Regions from separate parts of the Mus musculus genome. Here region 2 is linked to region 1. A link is a contact called in ENCODE Hi-C data. All regions are on one chromosome and are shown on one strand. Each heading gives the region's core, a stretch centred on a gene start or an enhancer-like site at or near the end of the contact. The rest is flanking DNA. Distances are from core to core; before and after follow the strand shown.

What was found. Hi-C counts contacts between places; a loop is a spot of excess contacts on that map.
Region 2: a map of T-helper 17 cell shows a loop between it and region 1 (2.8-fold over the local background). The contact joins two enhancer-like sites. A Hi-C loop is called at or near these places in 2 of 37 maps with a recorded cell type or tissue (T-helper 1 cell and T-helper 17 cell).

The regions. Positions count from the first base shown.
Region 1 is chr14:70,778,697-70,783,978 of GRCm38, reverse strand. No RefSeq gene overlaps it. Among named protein-coding and RNA genes, the nearest start is that of Dok2, 7.0 kb to the right of the region's middle. Within about 2 kb of position 2,643, at least 1 of the 3 ENCODE cell types and tissues checked has a DNase peak (open chromatin) inside an H3K27ac peak, as active enhancers do.
Region 2 is chr14:70,960,196-70,965,555 of GRCm38, reverse strand. The region is part of intron 4 of Gfra2 (glial cell line derived neurotrophic factor family receptor alpha 2); the gene reads right to left. Among named protein-coding and RNA genes, the nearest start is that of Gm34588, 21 kb to the right of the region's middle. Within about 2 kb of position 2,790, at least 1 of the 3 ENCODE cell types and tissues checked has a DNase peak (open chromatin) inside an H3K27ac peak, as active enhancers do.

The sequences.
Region 1 (5,282 bases), core at 1,394-3,893:
CAGCAAAAACTGATGCAGGTGCCAAAAACACAGCTGCCTTTGAGCAGAGGTAGAACTTGAACCCAGGGAGTCAAGCTGCAGCCTGTGTGCCCAGCCCACAACATTAAGCTGTCCCAAGCATGCTTGCTACAAAGATGGAAGTGTTGTGAACACTGCATACCACTGCCTTCACTCTACCATCCCTATCCACAGCCTGGAGATTGATGGACTCTGCTCTGTGCCGGGCAGTAGAGGACCAAAGCCAAGCAATGATGTACAGCCTCCTGCCAGGGGGAAGCCAGCCTAGCACCTAATTGGATCAGACCCCCCTCCCAGGATTCCTCTACCTCCTCCTCTCAGCTCGCTATCTCTCCAGCCCTGCCCTGCCTGAGGTTCTGCAGCTGCCCCAGTTGATTTTATAAATGGCCCTTGCAAGAGGTGGGCACCTTGGCTAATTGAATCAACGCCCAGAAGGCAAGAGGCAGGAGGCTGGTTAACATCAAGGCCGAAAAGTGGTGGCAGCAGCAGCCTGAGGAGAGTCCCCAGGGAGGGCTGAGTGAGCCAGAGAGGCTCAAACAATCAGATGCTGAAACCTTTCCAGATGCTGAAAGTCCAGGTGGAACCTCCTGGGGGGGGGGGGGGGGGGGGCTGGCATCCCCTTCTCTAAGCGTGGGGCAGGTTTACTCAGATTAGCTCACACACACACACACACACACACACACACACACACGCACGCACGCACGCACACGCGCACATGCACGTGCACACAGTTTATACACTCTGAAGAAAGTAGGAATAAAGAGAAATGGGAGAGTCAGAAAAGAATGGGAATGACACAGCATTCAGCAGTAGTGAATTTGGGTACATGCCTCCAAGCTGGGGACCTGAACCCTGAACTCCTATCTGCCCTGATGCCAATGCATGGCTGTGGCACACAATGACATCTCAGTCAATGACAAGCTGTATATAAAGTCTGTAAGATTAAAGCAGATGAAAAAAAAATACCTCCTGCCTGGCATGTTTATGGACCCTCTTCTATCTTGGATGTTTATATATACACAAATACCATTATGTTACCAATACATCCAGTATTTCACATATAACATAGCTCTACATGTTTGTATCCTAGGTGAAACAGGCTATGCCACACATCTATAATATATACATATTACAGATATATTGTGATTATATAGAACATATATAAATTATATATTACATGCATATATGTGTTATATTTATATAGCAAATAGTATAAATTATATTTACACACAGACATATATACAAACATACCATGTACCTTAGGTACGCAGTTATATATCACATAGGTATAAAAATTCAGTGGTGCAAGATAACCTACAGAATCAACTAGCCTGGGCCCCTAAGGGCCCACAGAGACTGAACCACTCTCCAGGGAGCCTGCATGGGACTGACCTAGGCCCTCTGCACATATGTTACACTAGTGCAGCTTGGTCTTCAAGTGGGACCCCTAACAGCCGGAGCAAGGGCTGTTTCTGACTCTGTGGCCTGCCTTTGGGACCCTTCCCTCCTACGGGGCTACCTTGTCTAGCCTCAATAGAGGAGGATGTGCCCAGTCTTACTGCAACTTGATATGCCAGGGTTGGTTGATGGGAGCCCCCCCCCCCCTTCTGAAAAGACAGAAGACAAGTAAATGGAGATTGGCAGGAAGGACTGGGAGGAGGGGAAGGAAGGGAAACTGTGGTCAGGATGTAAAGTGAAGAAATAATTAATAAGCCGGGCGTGGTGGCACACCTTTAATCTCAGCACTCGGGAGGCAGAGGCAGGTGGATTTCTGAGTTTGAGGCCAGTCTGGTCTACAGAGTGAGTTCCAGGACAGCCAGGGCTACACAGAGAAACCCTGTCTTGTAAAACCAAAAGAAGAGGAAGAGGAAGGAGGAGGAGGGAGGAGGGAGGAGGAGGGAGGAGGGAGGAAGGAGGAAGAAGAAGAAGAAGAAGAAGAAGAAGAAGAAGAAGAAGAAGAAGAAGAAGAAGAAGAAGAAGAAGAAGAGAAAAAGAAAAGAAATAATTAATAAAAGAATATTCAGTGGTGACAATGTGTAGTGACAAATTTCTCAGAACATGTCCATTCATTAGACAACCTATGACCTCAATTAAAAGATTAAGCCAGTCTATAATAGTCCTAGATACACCTAAGTTTCTCATAGTATCAACAGGTACTAAGCAGCTTGCCTAGAGCCAGAGACCCATTCTGGGTGGCAAGGTCTTTGTAAATCCTTTGCTCGGGCCCACAATGGCAGGTCTGTTTCCTTCCTTGCCTGTGCACTTTCCCCTGGCCGCCTGGGTGGCTCAGCGGCTCTTGAAGGAGGCCTTGCCTCAGTGTGTCTGTCTGTGGTGCTCTCAAGCGCTTCTCTCCCTGACCCATCAGTGACCGCCTCTGCTGCTCCCCACTGCTTGCTCCTTTGAGTTGGGGCTAGGGGCTGGGGAACCTTCCGGAATCCCAGCTTCTGAGAGAGAGGGACATACAAGTGGCAGTTGCTCTGTAGTATTACTGGATGAATGATGCACACACATCGCGGTGACACAGACACAGCTAAAGCTAGCTAAGAGGCATTCAGAGCTCCCTGCAGAATGGGGCACACCCACTGGCTCATTTCCTCCGAGGACACTAAAAACCTAGTCAGCATTTCCCCAACAGCCTTCTAAGGACTTTCATTGCCACTCCCAGCTTCCCCAAATGCTCTACTTCCGCAGCTACCAACCCCTCACCCCACTTTTCCCCAATCAAGCTGTCCACCACGTCCCCTGGTGAGATCACGTGATCTCAGAGTAGAGCAACCAGAAAGTTCTGTCTCTTGAAGGTGAAGGGCGCAAAGAGATAGGGATCGGCTCAGGATCCCATATTTTGAAAGCGTGTTCACATTTCCGGAGGGGAATCCCAAGGTTCGGAAGACTCCCGAAGCTGCCCCTCACCACCAGATCCTTCAGGTAGAGAAATTCGTCCCTCAGGACCAGGCACCCACCGCGCCTCGCAAGCTTAGTCCCTAGTTGCAGTTTCCACAGGCTGGCACTGCCCCCTGCTGGGCACATTCGGGATGAGTGCGTCAAGTGCCAAGTGAGGAATCAATAATGTGGCCTTCTTTGCTTTGAGACACAAAGCGTCTACCTGACTCCTGCCCCAATGCTCTTCCCCCATGTCCTGAGGAGCCTGGGCTCCTTGGAGAATTGGACCCGCAGATTGAATGCAAACCTTGGCACAGACAAAAGTGGCAGAGAACCTCTTACCTGCTCCAGCTTACGTACTCCGTTAATAACTGTCAAAAGCTACCATAAGACAAAACCTAGGAGGCCACACACCCGGGGTCTTGAAGGCATGGATCTGTGTGTCTGTTGCTCATTACTCTCCTGGATGCTAGAACCTTGTCTTGCACTAGAACCTCACTGTGACTGGACAGAATGCAGCCGCCGTCTTTCTGTTTGGTTGGTTGGTTGCTTGCTTGCTTTTTTGCTTCTTTGGTTTTTTAGTTTTTCGAGACAGGGTTTATGTATGCAGCCTTGACTGCCCTGGAACTCTGCTCTGTAGAACAGGCTGGTCTTGAACTGAGAGATATGCCTGTCTCCGGAGTACTGGGATTAAAGACTCACCCCCTGGCTACTGTAGCCATCGTAATTAACCTCAGCATGTGAGGATCCAAGCTCACTACCTGAAACTTAAGTGTCGCCTTGGAAACCTCTCTTCTTCGTCACCCAAGCTGCACAGGAGCTAACTCTGTAGCAGCTTTTGAATCCCAGGAACCCTTTCAGTGGCATCTCTACGCTATACCTCTCACCCCCAAGTCCAGCTTCCCAGAGCTGCTGTCCCTAAAGATTTATTCCTGTGGCATTCCTTACCCAAGAGCCTCAAACCTCCCTTCCTTCTCCCACTAACAATGAGCTTCCCACAACATACTCCGAATCTGCTGCTGCCGACACTACCCCTCCACCTACAGCAGGTTTCTGTGTTGCTAAGACCTCCCAATGTTCATGTCGTCCTAAGCCAAAGAGGCATGGGGCACACCTGACCTACCAAGAGATTGGAGGCCATTGCCAATGCCCCGATGCCGGCGCTGAGGAAAAGGAGCCCATCCATAGAGATCAGCTGATCAAAGTTCAGTGTTCAAAATGTGGTTTCTACTGGATGGATGTTTCCTGCTATCACTAAGTCAACATTCCAACTAAACAGTGATGGAGCAGCTCGCTCTGGGTCCAATTCCTTCCTGACTCCTTCTGTAGCTTTAGTATTGTTCCTTCCAAGATATCCTCTCTCTCTCTCTCTCTCTCTCTCTTTCTCTCTCTCTCCCTCTCCCTCTCCCTCTCCCTCTCCCTCTCCCTCTCCCTCTCTCCCCCCAGACCCCTTAAGTACCATCAAAGCCCTTCCCACCCTGAAAGGCCCACCTCAAACACCACCCTTTGCTATGAAGTCTTTCTTGGACATTAACTGCTTCTGAAGCACCTGGCCTTGGGCTGCCTATGTGGCACTTAACATTCCCTTCTCAAGGACAGCCATCTGTGCCTTGTCTCTCTCAGCTTTACACATATATGTAAGGAGGGGTGGGGTGGGAATCATGTCCTAGGAAAGGCTGGCCAGGACCACACAACCGGTAAGTCTTATTTCTAGTGCATAAAAGATACAATAAGTCACTCATTTCTTGGGACCCATGAGATGGTTCAGCAGGGAAAGATCGCCAAGACTGATGGGCTGAGCTCCATCCTGGAACCCATGGAGGATGGAGAGAACTGATTCCTGCAAGTTGTCCTGCATCCTCCATGTGGGAGCTGTGACAAGCCCTGCCTGCCCATACACGCAGAAGTAGATAAATGTAAAATCTATTAACTGCTAAGTCTTTCTCGAAATCCAGATTTGCCATCAAACCCTTCACGCATCCACTGCCATTTTTCTGTCCTTGCAAAAAGTAAAAAAGCAGATGTTTGAAGGTTTTTCATGCTTTGAATGGACCTCATGTTTCATATGTTAAAAACAAAATCTCCCAAGTTATATGCTCATGGATTTGGAAGCAGGGCTTTGGGATTGGACGATGAGGGCACTGTTTCTGTAGATGAATGAAGTGATTCAGGAAGCAGTGCATGATCCAGGGAACAGCCTTGCTTTCTCTCTATGCTTGCTGTCTTCTTGTCACATCATGTCCACTGTGGTATTATCATGCAAGAAGAAGGCTCTCACTGGATACCATAAACATTTTGTGTTTGTGGACTCCCCAGCCTGAAGATCCACAAGCTGAAAATAAAATCTTTTTTCTTCATAAACTACCTAGTCTGTGGCATTCAGT
Region 2 (5,360 bases), core at 1,541-4,040, 180 kb before region 1:
CAGACATAGCCCACCTTTTAAATGTTTCTCTTCATGACCTAGCATGCCATCACCCATTGTCATCAGTACCTGTGACATGGCTTTGTAACCACCTGTGCTGTACAGCTCAGTCACACTCAGCCAGGAGCAGGTCCAGGCCTGTTCTCATTACCCCGCCACAGAGTTGAATGTGGCACAAAGTCACACCCTTGGCTAGCTCCCTTCTTTTTCCCTCTTCTCCTAGTACTCTGGCCACAGAAGTTTCCATCAGCCTGGATTACGGAAGCTTCCCCCTTATCCTGTCTAAGGCAACCATCACCCCCTAGAGGGGAGTGTCCTGCCCATGTGACCCCATTCATCAGCCCCTCTCAGTCTCTGACAGCACAAAGCAAGCATGGTCCCACTGACACTTCAACCTCAGACTTATGACTTCAACTATAAGAGAGTCTGTTTCTGCCATAAGCTACCTGGTCTCTGATACTCAGGTACATCCTTGGGGGACACTATGGGGTTTTCAAATACTCCATTTTGGCCAAATCTCCCCCCAGACAGAAGCAACAGGAGAACATAAAGGCAGAATGGAGGTCCTGTAGAATCCTATATCGTGAGCAACCACTGTTTACCATCTTCTCTATGAAGCTGTTTAAACATCTTCTCTACGGGTTATTTAAACACACCCTCTAACTGAAATGCAAGAGTCCATTTCAATTCCATGTGGGCATGTATGGACTCTATCTCCTACTTCCTGCATCCCCAAAGCCACCGAAACCTTCAACACAGAGGTTCTTTTTCCATGATCATGTTGGATTTGTCCTTTTTCTCAGTGCAACCACACAGAAAGCCTAGACCAGGCAACTCAACAGCACAGAGACTTGCTGACATTGCTTTGTTTGATCTTCCCAATAAGAACATCCACTGCTAATATTATTATTTACGTATTTCTTCATCCACATCCTCTAAGGCCCTGTTAATAGTCATGGATGGTAGCTATCCCTCATCTTTGCTCCAACTAGGAGCAGATCCCCTGGCCTGTGTCTGACAGAGTGACGATGGGAATGGTAAGCACATCAATATGGAATCAGAAGGGAACCCCATGACATGTTCAAGGCTCTCCACCCCTCTGATTACGGCACAGGGCTTTGGTGAAATGCTACTATCCTCTCAGTTCCTTACAAATAACATCATCTGCCCAGAACTGAGCTGAGGGTTCCAGCTAGACCTGTAGCTGTTGGAAGCCTCTTGAACTGCTCCCATTGACACCAGCATCCAGAACGGCCTTGTCCTCTCTCAAAAGTTTGACTCCAAGATCACACGACACTAGGAACACCGCATATATTTGTCTGGCTTCGAAGTGCCAGGAACCTCTCAAAACCACCAACTCAAAGGCTGGAGAAGTGGAAATATACATGGGAGGAAATGAAAAATGTCACTTGAGAGATATCTAGGACATTTCACCAGCAAAGGAGAGATCAGCCTGGCTCTATAGGAGAAGTGGGGGTGACGGTGCAAGCCAGAGAACAGAAGGTGAAAGAGTACAGACCCCTCCAAGGATTGTAGCCAGAGGGGTTCCTGAGCTGGCAAGAAGGATACTGGTCCAGCTGCTGGGAGAGCCATCTGTCACATGATGGTGCGCAAGCTCTTGTTCTATTGTGTGACCTGAGGCTCACTGGCTATGTCTCTGGTACTCAGTGTCCCCACTTAAGTAGAAAGCTACGCTTGCCCAGAGCTTCAATAAAGCGGTGAGAGATACTGTACAAAGCAGCTCCCAATGTAGATAGGAATCATCATCTTTACCGCTTTCTCCCTCAGCGCTCTGCCTGGCAATCGCAAACAGGAAATGACTATTCATGACCCACAGAGAACAGAAACACACCACTTTATCCTGTGTGGGCAATGTGAGCATGTCATGAGAAGGGAGGGCTCCAAAGGCCTGCTTGGTGGATCCCAGGAAGACCCTGCCCTCCTGAATCCACTGATCCTTCCCATGCCACGATGAACGCAGGGAAAAAAGCAGGGGCTCTGGAAACTTAGGAACCGTGCGCAGAGCCCCCGCAGCCAGGCCCCCAGGGTAATGTAAAGTGAAAACACCATCTCAGTATCATCTCAGTGTGGCTCCAGCCTACTGCCCTCAAAGAAGTCTGGTGGTTAGTGTCAGGAACCCCAGACGTGATACTGTTCAAAAGTAAAGGATGTGGATTTGGTTGGTGAGGGGACGGGAAGGGAGGGAAGCAGCTAGGCCTTCTGCTGTCATCTTAGCCACTCTCAGCATCAAGGCAGCTTGGCAAGCAAAGGGGACAAATGGGGCCATTTAGAAGGTTGCCAAGTCCAAGTCTCCAGGAGGCCTTTGATTGCTCAAGTTTCTCTCTGCCTCTCAATCTGTGATAAACCCACAGCAGCGAGCTTCCTCTGCCAGAACAAGAGACCAAGTGGAGTCAATTTCCTTCAGGCCCTTTACATACTCCAACTCCAGCACAAGGAGAATCAACCACACGAGCACTCCAGCCCAAACCATTATATGTGGGGTGCCAATTGGTGATCGCCACCTCCTCTAGGCAAAATGCCACTCATCCCCCAGACCCTGAGATATCACTGGTCTCTTGGATTCTGTTTCTGCTGCCAAGAGCTGATCTTTCCCGGATCAGTCCCCCACTTCAGATTTAAGGTCCCCCCTCCTGCCCTCCAGAAAAGAGGTGGGGTAAAGAAATCACTGAGAGGAAAAAACAGGCAGATAAGCAGAGAGAAAAGAGCAGAGAGCCATCAAGAGAGTGGAAATGCACACAAACTAAATTCCTCTCAGCTGAGCTCAGGGGAGCAGGTGGATTGCCCCAAAATCACGAGCCCTCTCTGGGCCTGGTTCATCAACAGCTGTGGCCTATTCAATCACAGGGAAGCAGCAGGAGAGAGACACTTGACCCTAATTTGATGAAAAGGTGGTCATATTAGATGCAGCATGTTCATCTCATTTGAATTTCAGATAAATTTTGTTATTATTACTATTACTATGATTATTATTATTATTATTTTACATCTCAGACATATTTATACTAGAAAAAAGTTTTTTGAATCTGGAATTCAAATTTTACTTGGCATCCTACCTCTTTTTTTTCTATTTGATATTTTTATTGGATATTTTCTTTATTTACATTTCAATTGTTATCCCTTTTCCCAGTTCTGCCCCCTCCCCTCTGAAACCTCCTATCCTATCCTCCCTCCCCCTGCTTCTATGAGGGTATTCCTCCACCCACCTACCCACTCTTACCTCCCTGCCCTCAATTGCCCTACCCTGGGGCATGCTATCTCTTTAATCTGCTGCCACAGGTGCCCTGATCAAAGGAGAAAGAACAGAGCTGGTAAGCAGAAAGCAAGCCACATAACACCCTTCTCAAAGTGTAGTAAACAGACTACCAGCACTGTCATTGGCCAGAAATTGCTAGGCATGCAAATTCTCTAGGCTCCGCCCCAAACATACACTGCCTAAAATTGCTGCATCAAAGCTGGTAATCTCACTACCAAGCCTTCAGATGCTGGAATGGCAGGCTCTGAGTCTCAAGTGTGGCAATCTGCACAAGCTGCTGAGTTGGGCTTGTGGGTGCCCTTCAGATCCTGCCTTCTGGCTTCAGCTTTAAATACTCCTGCTTTATGCCCCAGACTTGGAAGAAAAAAAGCCCTAGGAAAATTGTGGTAGCATGCTTCTATACACATGTATATATGTGTGCATGCACACACACACACACACACATACACACACACACACACACACACGCACACACTCCTGCGTCCAAAGAAACACATAGTACATAGTTATAGGGACATGCCCTTATGACTGCTTTGTATGTGGTATTATCCAAAAGAAAAGGACACAGGTTCCTGTCTTTTATTAGTGACATTCTGACTTGGCCCAGGCTACCACACCTTTACAAGTCTGCTTAGGAGAGCTACATTTGGATCTGAAGGGTCCCCACAGGCCTGTGTGTGGAATGCATGTTCTCCAGCTACTGGTGCTATCTAAAGGGACTGTGGAGCCTTAGGATAAAACACATGGAACTCAAGAAGAAGGAAGACCAAAGTGTAGATACTTTGATCCTTCTTAGAAGGGGGAACAAAATACCCATGGAAGGAGTTACAGAGACAAAGTGTGGAGCAGAGACTGAAGGAATGGCCATCCAGAAACTGCCCCACTTGGGATCCATCCCATATATATCCACCAAACCCAGACACTATTGCAGATACCAACAAGAGCTTGTTGACAGGAGCCTGATATAGCTGTCTCCTGAGAGGCTCTGCCTGTGCCTGCAAATGCAGAAGTGGATGCTCACCGCCATCCATTGGACTGAGCACAGGGTTCCCAATGAAAGAGCTAGAGAAAGTACCCAAGGAGTTGAACAGGTTTGCAGCCCCATAGGAGGAACAACAATATGAACTAACCAGTATCCCCAGAGCTCCCAGGGACTAAACCACCAACCAAAGAAAACACATCAACCATTTCTAACAGGTATTTTGTCTGAGTAGCACAGAGAAATTGACACAGGAGGTGAATTTCTCAGTCAGATCCCCAGACTGTTCCAATGCTGGCCCATGCAAGGCTTCTGGTTTGCACATCTTTCGACTATCAAGTTGCAGCTCCCACGTGGCTAGAATGGAAGCCAACAAGTCCCAGTTTGTCGTTGTACGCCATGGCCAGGAGCCTGCCAATCAGAATGGTATCATCACCAGCACCGGTAACTGCCAATGACAGCACACTGGAACATTTCATGAAAGGGTAAAGTGTTCCCAAGAAGAGAAAATGGCTCAGGATAGACTGTGTGAACAACACCTTCTGGAACCTGAAGATGCCTGGCCCAGATTGGATCAAGTGTTTCTTGGCCATCATGGTCCAACAGGGGGTCCTGACTAAGCTTCTCCTGATGAAGCAGGCAAGAAAGAACATTTGCTTCTGGTTATCCCGGCTTGGGCACAAACATACCAGGTCTACAGTGTTGTTAAGAACACTTACATAGCAATCTGAATAAAGAAATGGAGGAGGAGAGGGGGGTGGACACGGAGGAATGGAGAGAAGAGAGAAAGGAGAGAGGAAGAGGGGGAAGGTTTCCTCCCTTGCTCCCTAGGATACACTATAGCTTCTATGCTTTCATTTTATAAACCAATCACTTTATTTTTAACCTAGCTGGGTCTCGGATAGTTAAAATTAAAAACAAAACAACAAAAAAAAACAAAACAAAAAAAAACAAACAAACAAAAAAAACCAAATGACTACTACTTAACTTCATTCTCTGATATTAAAAGGCTTTCTCTAGCCAAGCTTGAAACAATCAGGGGGGGGGGGGGAAGCACACTATGAAAAGGTTACACAGAAGCCCACGGACATGGCTCAGTGGACAAAG